Regions from separate parts of the Mus musculus genome. Here region 1 is linked to region 2. A link is a contact called in ENCODE Hi-C or POLR2A ChIA-PET data. All regions are on one chromosome and are shown on one strand. Each heading gives the region's core, a stretch centred on a gene start or an enhancer-like site at or near the end of the contact. The rest is flanking DNA. Distances are from core to core; before and after follow the strand shown.

What was found. A loop is a pair of places that touch in the nucleus more often than their neighbours do. ChIA-PET counts read pairs that join two places held with the same protein, here RNA polymerase II (POLR2A).
Region 1: a loop to region 2 is called in a map of left cerebral cortex, with 2.6 times the contacts of the local background. The contact joins the enhancer-like site here to the promoter of Bcr in region 2. A Hi-C loop is called at or near these places in 11 of 37 maps with a recorded cell type or tissue (T-helper 17 cell, gastrocnemius, heart and 1 more). POLR2A ChIA-PET finds 5 or more read pairs at or near these places in 2 of 5 experiments (Patski and embryonic stem cell).

Annotation. Positions count from the first base shown.
Region 1 is chr10:75,095,845-75,100,841 of GRCm38, reverse strand. All of the region lies in intron 1 of Bcr (BCR activator of RhoGEF and GTPase), which reads right to left. Among named protein-coding and RNA genes, the nearest start is that of Bcr, 37 kb to the right of the region's middle. Within about 2 kb of position 2,073, at least 2 of the 3 ENCODE cell types and tissues checked have a DNase peak (open chromatin) inside an H3K27ac peak, as active enhancers do; they include gastrocnemius and left cerebral cortex, where a contact is called at or near this core.
Region 2 is chr10:75,057,791-75,063,219 of GRCm38, reverse strand. It overlaps Bcr (BCR activator of RhoGEF and GTPase), which reads right to left and starts at 2,324. Exons shown (of 23, transcript NM_001081412.2): 1 at 910-2,324. The coding sequence starts at 2,194.

The DNA of each region.
Region 1 (4,997 bases), core at 824-3,323, 38 kb before region 2:
GCCAGGATTCGAATGGAATCTGTCTCCTTAAGCCACAGAGCAGGCACGCTGTTCTCTCCGGTTGTTACCACAATTCCAGGGAGCCAGGACGGTGGAGGTTATTAAGTCCCACCTTACAGACAGGAACATGGAGGCCCAGAGGAGTGTACCCCAGGCCACACCCATGGCCCATCTGCCCGACATCCCAAGAACTAGCTAGGAACGGCATGAATTATGTATCAAGCATCCATAAAACAGAAGCGAGCTGCGCGTACAAGTAGGCGGAGAAGCTTCAGACAGCCCCGGGGCTTCTGCTCTTAGCTTTCCCCAGCAGACCCAGCCTGTCAAGGCTTGGCTCAGGGGGCTGGTGCTCTCAGCATTTCCTATCTGGGTGTGGCCTGGAGCTGATGCTTCTCCAAGAACAGTTGGAACCACTGAGCCAAAATGGATGGGTTGGAGGGACAGCCTGGACTGGCAGATGTAAAGGCCACTCCCTACCACCTGGACCTGGCTTCCTCTAAGGAGGTCCTCTCCCTTATACACTCCCCACAGATCTCCCCAGCACCAGTGTAAGCCTCCCTTCAGAAGGACTTTCAGCAGGAGTGAGATCGACGTCACCTCCACTTGAGACCTGAAGTGCTTTATGCATTTCTGAGAGAAGATACAGCAAGGTACTGAGGGAGTCTGCTGTGTGTTCAGATGGCTTTAAAAATAGGCAGCAGACGGAATGCTCCCCTCTGGACAGCCAGAGAGGCTGGCAATGGCACCAGAGGCTATGTCTTCCAGAGACTTAATGTCTTAGGGTTTTACTGCTGTGAAAAGGCACCATGACCACGGCAACTCTCATAAGGACAACATTTAATTGGGGCTGGCTTACAGGTTCAGAGATTCAGCCCATTATCATCAAGGCAGGAGCATGGCAGCATCCAGGGAGGCATGGTGCATGAGAAGCTGAGAGTTCTACATCTTCATCTGAAGGCTGCTAGCAGAATACTGGCTTCCAGGCAGCTAGGATGAGATTTTTTTTTTTTTTTTTAATTTTCGAAACAGGGTTTCTTTGTATAGCCCTGGCTGTCCTGGAACTCAGAAATCTTCCTGCCTCTGCTTCCCAAGTGCTGGAATTAAAGGCATGCGCCACCATTGCCCGGTTTAGGATGAGCGTCTTAAAAGTCCACATCCAGTGACACACCTACTCCAACAGGACCATTCCTATTCCAGCAAGGCCACACCTACTCCAACAGGCCCCCCTCTTCTAACAGCACCATTCCCTGGGCCGAAGTACCAGGATGGCTCCACATTTCAGGAGCTACAAGTTCAGTGTTCGCTAGGTATCAGAGTGAGCAGGACGCTACAGGAAGGTGTGAAGGGCAAGGAACCAAGAGAGGTGGTGAAGCCACAAATTATGTGATATTTAGGAAGAAAGGTGGAATAAAAAAAGTGGAGAAGCAAAGTACCGAAGCTAATGCTGAGGCCTGGAGGATCTGGTGACAGCTTGGTAGCCGATACTAGGCAAACAAGTAGAATACAGGAAGTACCCGCAGGGCAAAAATCTCAGCAAAATGAAGGAGCTGTCCTGCCATACAGAAGGGTAGGAAAGCCAAATGTAGGTTACACAGCCCTGTAAGACTGCCAGCTTGAGATTCATAATCTTGAACTCAAAACCATGATTAGCTTGTGGGTTTCTTAGAAGGAAAGAAAGGTGGGGTTCTTGGGAGATGAGCTGGGCATGCACAGTGGCTAACATGGGCAGGGCAGGGCAGAGCAGAGCAGATGGCAGGAAAAGGCCACACTCAAAGTAGGGGTCCACACACCATTCAGGGCTGGTTGGTATAGGGAGAGAGGCTGGAGAAGGGTACGCTTCTTGCAAGAACATGCGCTGCTAGGTACAGACCTTGCAAATGCCTGCTACCCTCCGAAGCGTCCTCAGTCTAGCCGTCACAGCCTTTTGCAGGCCTGTTGGCATTTTCAGCTTTGAATACAAGGCCCTCTGGAAGATACATCTCTGAGAGCCATCTGTTGGCTAAAGGGCTTTGCTTCACTTTCTCCCCTCCCCCTGGATTATTTTCAAAAGATTCGGTTTCCTGTTTTTACTGCCCTGCCAGCCAGACCCTGGGTCCATCTATCCATCATCAGATCATTAGGACCACAGGCATGACAGAACGGGCTGGCACGCTGCAGGCCCTCCCTCCTCCATAATGAGGGATCAGTCACCTCTGCACCCTGCACCAGCTGTTCACTCTGTAAACACTCCTGCCTCCCTGTGCGGGGGCTTGACCTCTCTCACAGGCAAAAGGCCTCTTAGTGAAACTAGTAAATAGGCTATTCATCCTAGCCACTGATAGATACTGACCGCAGAGCTACCTCATTTCAGGACAGGAGAGAAAGACAACCAAACAAACAAAACAAAGCAAAAAAAAAAAAAAAAAAAAAAAAAAACCCAAACCAACCACCACCACACATGAATAGAAACAAGCCAAGCCATTATGAGATGCCTGCACCTTCTTCCTTCCAGTCCCAGGGTGGGCCAGGCTATCTCAAAAGGGTTTCTGCCTTGGGGAAACGCCTGTGCCGACACTTAGGGCCAAAATGCTAATGAGAGATCAGAATACTTCAGCTCATTCTTGGCTATTCCTGCCCAGACTAAGTCCTGTCCCCCAACGTGGTACAAACAGACGAGCATCCACACCTCTCCTCTCACCTAGGTACTGCTAAATAGATCAGACCCTCCTCACTGTCAGCCCTAGCACAAGAAGGACTAGGCTGAGACTCTCCTGGTTTCCCTCACCCACATGGTGGCTTCCATGTCACATGGTGGTGGTCATGGGTTTGGTCACTGCAACCAGCAAGCACAGAGCTCCAGGCACCATGGCTGCATAATCTCAACCAGCAAACACAAAGGACAGAGCTCCAGGAACCATGGCTACATAATCTAGAATTCTTTCATGACCCCCAAGATGGGGAGGAAAGCAGAGACACTGGCCAGTGGCAGAAGCTAGACCTGGTGCCCACCCAGCTGAGGGCTTCTACCGCTCACAACCTGCGTGGAGCCTGGAGAACTTTAAGGGGCTGTGGTGCTTGCAGGGTCTGATCACGAAGATCCAAGGCTCTTAGTTGTTGTCTAAGGTTTACTTTGTTCTGCTGTAATCAACACCCTGACCAAAAGCAACATCGGGGGTAAAGGGTGCATCTGGTTTATACATCCCAATCACAGCCCATCATGGAGAAAGTCAAGACAGGAACCCAAGCAGGGAGGTAGGAACTGAGGCACGACGAGCATAGGGAAATACCACTTACTGCCTTACTCCCACGGCTGGCTCAGCCGGATCTCTCAGACAACCTAGAAACACCTATCCAGGAACAGCACCACTGCCAGTCCAGTATGCATCACAATCATTAGTCAAGAAAATGCTAACCCAGCCCACAGGTCAATCTGAGGGAGGCATTTTCTCACTCTAGCTTCAGTTAAAACAAAAGTAACTGAGAGCAGGAGTCCGGGATGAGGAGAGCAGGGGCAGAAACATGTGATGGGACAAATCTCTACAGAGGATTGGGGGTGGGGGGAGGTGGCTATCTGAAGAGGCTTCCCTGGAGTAGGCATGTTTATCTGGACATGTTCACACCACTTATCTCAAGAGCCTGACTTTCCTCCATGAAACAGATAGGAGAATCTGGCCTGGCTCTCCCTTCAGCACAACCTGAGTGCCAAGCCCGCTCTAATACAAGCCTGCAACCCTCAACCCACAGGGCCCAGGAGCCCTCACTGGAGGAGTAGAGCCCTTCCTCCAACTCTAACCACCCACTGTCCCACATGCAAGCTGAACGGGTTTTCCCATGTATTCATTTATTACATTTTTATTTCGAAACACTTCCTGAGGGACCTGCAAGACGAATACCAAGAACCACTGCTTAGAATAGGAAGACCTAAAAAGGATGGGAGCGGGGCAACAGATACTCCATTGGGAAACAGATACTCCTTTGGGAAACAGATACTTCTTTGTGGAAACAGATACTCCTTTGTCCCTTTATCACCATTTTGCCCTTCAGACACAAGAGCAAGCAGCTAGCACCACCCTTGGCTACCTGGATACCCAGAGTCCCATCACACTGTTTAAGGACAGTCGTTTTACACTGGGTAGGCCCCTTACCTGCCTTACAAAAGTGACTAGCTGACACCTCCTGCTCTGAGATCACTCTCCTGTTACACTAATGGCCCACCCACCTTCCCTCAAAAGGGCAGAAGGTAAAAATAGTAGTGCGTGAAGGTGTCCCACATGCCAATCACCATCTTCCAACACTTCCCTGAAGCTCAGGTTACAGGCATCGCACATGCTCCAAGTCTGTGGGGCAAATACAGTGACCCCACCACATGCCATTCCCGTTATTCTAGAGTGAGGAACCAATTAGCATCATGAAACTTTATTATTTCTATTTGTGCTGCTGGGAATCGAATTTGAAGCTTCATGCATGCTAAGCAAATATTGTACCACTAAGCTATATCCTCATCCTAATTATATATATGTATATACACACACTCATATACATATATACATGTCTATACACACACACACAGAGTCTTATCATATAGTCCAGGCTGGCCTTGCACACATGATTTTCCTGGTTCACCATCCTGACTGCTGGGATTACAAGCCTGTATCATCACACTGGTTTTATTATTTATTTATTGTAAGACTGCAGACAAACTCAGAACCTCCTGTACGCTAAGCACAGGTTCTATCAATGGTCTATACCCCAGCCAATAAACTTTATTTTAGAACCATCATTTCAATATGGAAGCAGCAAACCCCAAATAAGAAGACATCCACAATCCCGCTCACCCCTTAACCAATGGTCTGGGTTTGTTTGCTCACAATCCTTCCAGTACTCATATGACCTTGGACTAACTAATAAAACTCTGGGACAGAGTATAACCCTGGCCCCCAGGGCTCCTGCCTGTTGTGTTCCATTCCTTGACAGTATGACCTTCCTGTTCTCACTAAGAGGTAGACTCCTGCCCTCTG
Region 2 (5,429 bases), core at 1,075-3,574:
CAGCCTGGTCTACAAAGTGAGTTCCAGGACAGCCAGGGCTACACACACACACACACAAAAACCCGTCTTGGAAAAAAATAAAAAATAGAAAAAGAACCTGTTGAAAGCTCACCCTTGAGAAAATGAAGTGGGGCAAGAGCACGCTGGAAGACCAGAAAAGAAGGTGGGGTCTGGAGACCTAACTCAGAGGTGTAAGAATGCCTTGAACTGGCACAGCACTGGGTTTGAAAAAGAACGACAGACAAAATTCAGTGGCAGTTGATGGAGGAGTCTACAGGTGAGTAATGATGGGTAAGACCTGTCCAAGCCAAATCAGTCAGGATGGTGTGGGATTACCTCACGTAAGATCTTCAACCTCTTGCTTTTCAGTAGCCCACTGAGTCACAACTTCTGCTTCCTTTCCTCACCTGCTCACTGGCTGACAAGTGAATCTGACACATCTAAGCCCTCAGGCAGCTTGCACATCTTGGGTTCCCCCAACGTGTCATATTACCACTCCAAGACCAGAACAACCAGGTGGCGGGTTGTGGAGAGCCTGCACAGATCACCTTCTCCCCCTCACACACCCCCCCCCCGCGCCCCACTCAAGGAGTTAATCCAGGTGGCAGAGATGACCGACTTTGTGGTCCAGCTTGGAGAGGGCACGTGGCCATCTCTTTCCCAATACTTCCGCAAAACCCACCTTGCTCTAGATCTAGACCCAAGAGAGCACACCACCAGCCATTCCCTTCTATTCCCCCACCCCCATCCATTCCCCTTCAGGAAGAAGGGGGTGGAGTCAGTTCAGGCGCAGGGCCAAAGAGGCACAAAAGCACTTGAAAATCACTCCAAAAAGTACCCATTTTCTCCCATGCCAATCTACTTCAAGAGTCCAGAACAGGTCCAAGTATGCCCACACAAGGCACTCACCTGCTTCCCCTTGAAAGGTGCTGTCCCCATCACTGGGCCAGATCTGCCCAGTCTTGCGGACACCCACGATGGTAGCCTCAGACACCACAACCTGGCACTGCCGGTGCCGCTTCTGGCACTGTGGCGTCGGGGGGCTGCTGCTGTCAAAGGACTGCTGCGAATTCTGCGAGGGTGAGCGGCTCTTGTCCCGGAACATGCGGTAGGTGGTGGGGCTTGGTGACACGCGGCTGGACTGGCCAGAGGAAAAGTCCTCCTCGCTGGAGGTGAGGTTCTCGTTGGAGCTGCAGTCCGGCGTGTAGCCACCTCCGCTGTCCTCGAAACTCCGAGGCGAGTAGGACCTGCGAGGCCAGGTTAGGCGTTTCTCCTGCTCTGAAGTGCTCTGGCTTCGCAGGAGAGGGCTCTTGCCCTCCCCTTCCACCATCATGCCTCCGACATAGATGCTCTGGTAGGGTTGGTACTCCAGGGGCGGCCAAGGGGGCCTGTTGCCGCCGTTGGCATTTATTAGGTTGTCCTTCAGGAAGCGGGGATTCAACTCTGCATCCTCATAGTCACCGTCAAGGCCGCAACTGCTTTCCGAGGAGCGCCCACGGTAATGGGGTCTGGGTGCTTCCCCCAGGCCCTGCCCGGCGCTCTGCTGGGACTTCTTGCGCTCCATTTGCATGGCCTGGCTGCCCAGGGAACTGATTCGGTCGGACACCTCTTTGTCGTTGACCTTCACCAGGCCGCGCTCGTGGTGGAACTCGACGTTCACGTAGAAGGGCTTCTCGGCGTCGGCAGAGCCGGGCTGGGCAGGTCCCTTGCGGATCTTCTCGAAGTTGGATCTGAGCGCCGCCACGCTGGTGGGGGGCCCTCGGTCGTCCCGGTCCGCCGATGCAGCAGCCGCTGGCCTGCGGGCGGACGCTGACCGCCCCTTACTCGGTGACCCCTCTCCGTCCGGCCGCGCCTCGGACTCCTCGACGGGCGCCGGGTCTGCGCCGTCGGCGGGCGCGGGCGGCGGGCGCGGGGCGGACGCTCGGGGCTCGGCGGCGCCGTCGGGGGGCTGCGCTGCACGGCGGAAGCCCCAGCGCTGCCGATCGTAGCTCTTCTTCTCCTTGGCCAGCAGCGTCTGCAGGTAGATCATGCGGAAGCGCTCCTGGTTCACCTCCTGCTCCAAGCGCCTAATGGAGGCCTTGCAGCGCTCCAGCTCCTGCTCGATGTCACCCACCGAGCGCAGCTCCATGCGCGGCGGCTCCGAGTCCGGGAACTGCGCCCTCCACGCCTCGGCGAAGCCCACCGAGTCCACCATGGCGCGGCCGGCTCACCTGCGCCGCCGAGCTGCGCGCCCGGAGTCCGGCTCAGCGGCGGCGCGGCGTTCTCACCGGGCCCGGGCTGGGGAGCCCGGTGGCTCCCATGGCCCCGCGGATGCGGCGGCGAACAATGCCCGCCCCCGGGGGCCGCAGGTGAGGTGGGAGGCTCGGCGGCGGCGGCTGGGGGTGGGGGGCGCGCGCGGGCGGGGGGAAGGGCGCGGGGTTGCGCACGCCGCTATTGTGTGCGGGGCTCCGCAGCGCGCGCGGCGGCGGCGGGAGCCGTCCTCCGCAGAGCAGGCCCACCGCCGGCCCACGGCCGCAGCCCCGCGGGCTCCTCGCCTCCGGTTCCCGCGCCGCCCCGCCCCGCTCCGCAGCTTTCCGGGCAGGCGCTCCGCTCGACACGGCCAGCTCTCGCCGCACTCCCGCCCCGGCCCGCACTCAGCGCTGCAGGAAGGGGAGGACCGGGGGGCGGTGGCCGCGGAGCGGCTGACGGGGCTGGGCGCGCCTCTTAAAGGGGCCGCGCCGCGGGAAGAGCGTTGGGTCCTTAAATCGGACCCGGGACGGCTGCTAACCGGTCTGATCCCCTTCTGTACACAGAGGCGCCCCAGACCGGGTGATTCGAAGCGATCCTTTCACCACGGAGACTCTCATGCCTGTTTCCTCTTTTCTGCATCCACCAACCTCGGTGCTGACCGCACCAATGAACACCCAGCAGGGCCCAAACTATTGAGAAATCAACCGGGGCAGGTCAACGGTGCAAGCCAACAGCCCGGGTGCTAGCCAGTGAACCTCTGGTGCTGGAGGTGGGTGATGAAGCTTCACAATGGCCACTCAGTTGTCACCGGACTCCTTACACTGAATGATAACTTAGGAATGTCTCCCCATCTGTTCGGTCAACGTATCTCCCTTCCTGAGTAATGACTTTTGACCTCTGGAGGCCAATGTAGTATTTTCGGGGTCTTTTTCTTTCTGTGAAAGGATCGCACACCTCCTTCTCAGCAACAGAGCTGGTGGAAGACAGGAAATCTTTAATGGCTCCCAACGAAGCTTAGGGATCTGAGGCACTTAGCAGAGATGCTCTCTGCAGGAACTCTCCAGAATACAAAATGAAACCCAGGCCAGCCTGCTGGGTGAGGTGAAAGGCAATAGGATTTGGCAGCTGAAGAACAGCTTCAATTTTGACCACTTCTCCCATCTCCGTGCCTCAGTTTCCCCGAGCTCTGAGATAAAACCAGAACACCTGCTTCCACAACTGTTATTTCCTTGGTTATAAACTGTTATCATGCTTTTCTAGAGAATTAGAGCCCAGCGCCAGCAGCCAGATCAGCAGGGCCTCCCTGACTTAGGCCGGGATTCTCTTTCCGGCCCTGGAACTCGCTTCCATCCAGCCTGTTGTCTGCACCTAGTAGGGTTCAGTTTGTGTTAACGTTGGTAGGGCTGGCGAGTCTTTGGAGCCCCGCTCAGGAACTCTGTGAGCGCTGTGCAGCTCGCTGCTGCCCTCTGTAGACATTTTTAATCTCTTGTTCCTTCCTTCCCCGCCTACCTCTTGCCCAGCAGGCAGTAAACAACGCAATTGCAGAGAAGAAATAGTTTTGCTGGTGACTTGACTTCTGAGCTTTGAAACAAAAACAAAGAGAGAGAGAGAGAGAGAGAGAGAGAGAGAGAGAGAGAGAGAGAGAGAGAGAGAGAGAGAGAGAGAGAGAGAGAGAGAGAGAGCAGGCATCCCAGAAGCACAACAGTGAAGTACTTCCTTGGTAGAATGAGCAAGTTAAAAAGCCTGATCCTCGCTGGGGGCGTGGCTCAATGGTAGAGGTCTTATTTGGTAAGACATGGATTAATCCCTAACAGTACATAAAAAGGAGAAAGACACAGACAGATAACACACACACGGGGAGGGGGGGGTGGCGGAGGGGACTGGGGCAGAGAGACACAGAGACAGGAGAGAGACAGAAGAGAGATGGAGACAGAGCACAGAGACAAACAGGGACAGTGACACACAGATACAGGGAGGAAAGAGACAGAGGAGAGAGAGAGGGAGGGGAGAGAGAACGGAGAGAAAAAAAAGCCAAAGCCGTGACCTCACAGGGTCACAATCAATACTAGCTGCCGCCCATAATGATCTGATGGGCTCATTCAATAAGTGAGCCAGGCAGGCGAGACGAGAAGAGCTCAGGCCTCTGGAACCCTATTTCCTGGCCATCTGAAAAAAGGAGACTCTTCCAAAGACTACATTCTTCTTCTTCTCCCCCCCCCCCCCTGTTGACTGGGTCCTTAAGTTCCCAGTAGGCTTGGTAGGGCCCATATAACCATTAATGTGTGGAACAGCAATTAGTACTTTGGTGGGAGAGGGTGCTGCCATTCATCCATATGATAATTTGTGCAGAGTTTTTGGTGTGTGAGGTGCTGGGAGTTGGAACCCCGGGACCTGTTAACACGCTCAGCATCCGCTTTGCCACTGAACCACACTCCTCCCTCTCCCTCTCCTGTAAATATTTTCCATGTACTCAACCGTTCATTTATTTTGAGATGAGGGCCCATACTTCTGGACTCAAGTGATCCACTTCTGGCTGCGGCCTCCTGAGCAGCTGGGACTATGTTTATGCGCCCGCATGCTAGCTTTTAATATTTTATAAATAAATAAATTTGCTTTTAAAACTCAGAAGCTGTCCGTTGGGTTTTGCAGGCTCTGTTCTCTTGACATAGCAAAGTGCTCGTTGAGTACAAGGGCACAGCCAGATAGTGGTCCCCCCCCCCCCCCCCCGTCAGACAGCCAAGGAAAGCCTTTCATCCTCAGGACCACCCTGGCTAACACTAAGCTTCTGGTTCTTTTCTGCACAGAGCCTCTCTCCTCTCCCTTCCTCTCCTTTCCTATAGCGCGTTCTCATCATCTGTCCTTCACTAGCAGGACAGGGTAAGGAGAGGCGTAAGGATCATCCATACTACAGTCTATCTCATCCTTCCAGAGTTTGTTTCTGCTAGGTCTTAACTTTGCAAGCTTTCAGATTATTTGTCAGCAAGTAGTGGACAAATTGGGATATATGTATGGCCCAGAAGAAGCACAGCCAGCAGAGATGTGTGTGTGTGTAAGAGAGAGAGAGAGAGAGAGAGAGAGAGAGAGAGAGAGAGCGAGCACAAAAGACAAACAGACTGAAAGAGAAGGCAGGCAGAGCTGGGTCAGCAGAGAATAAGGCAAAAGTTGGGGAAGGGCTAGCCTGGACAAGGTGACAGTGGGCT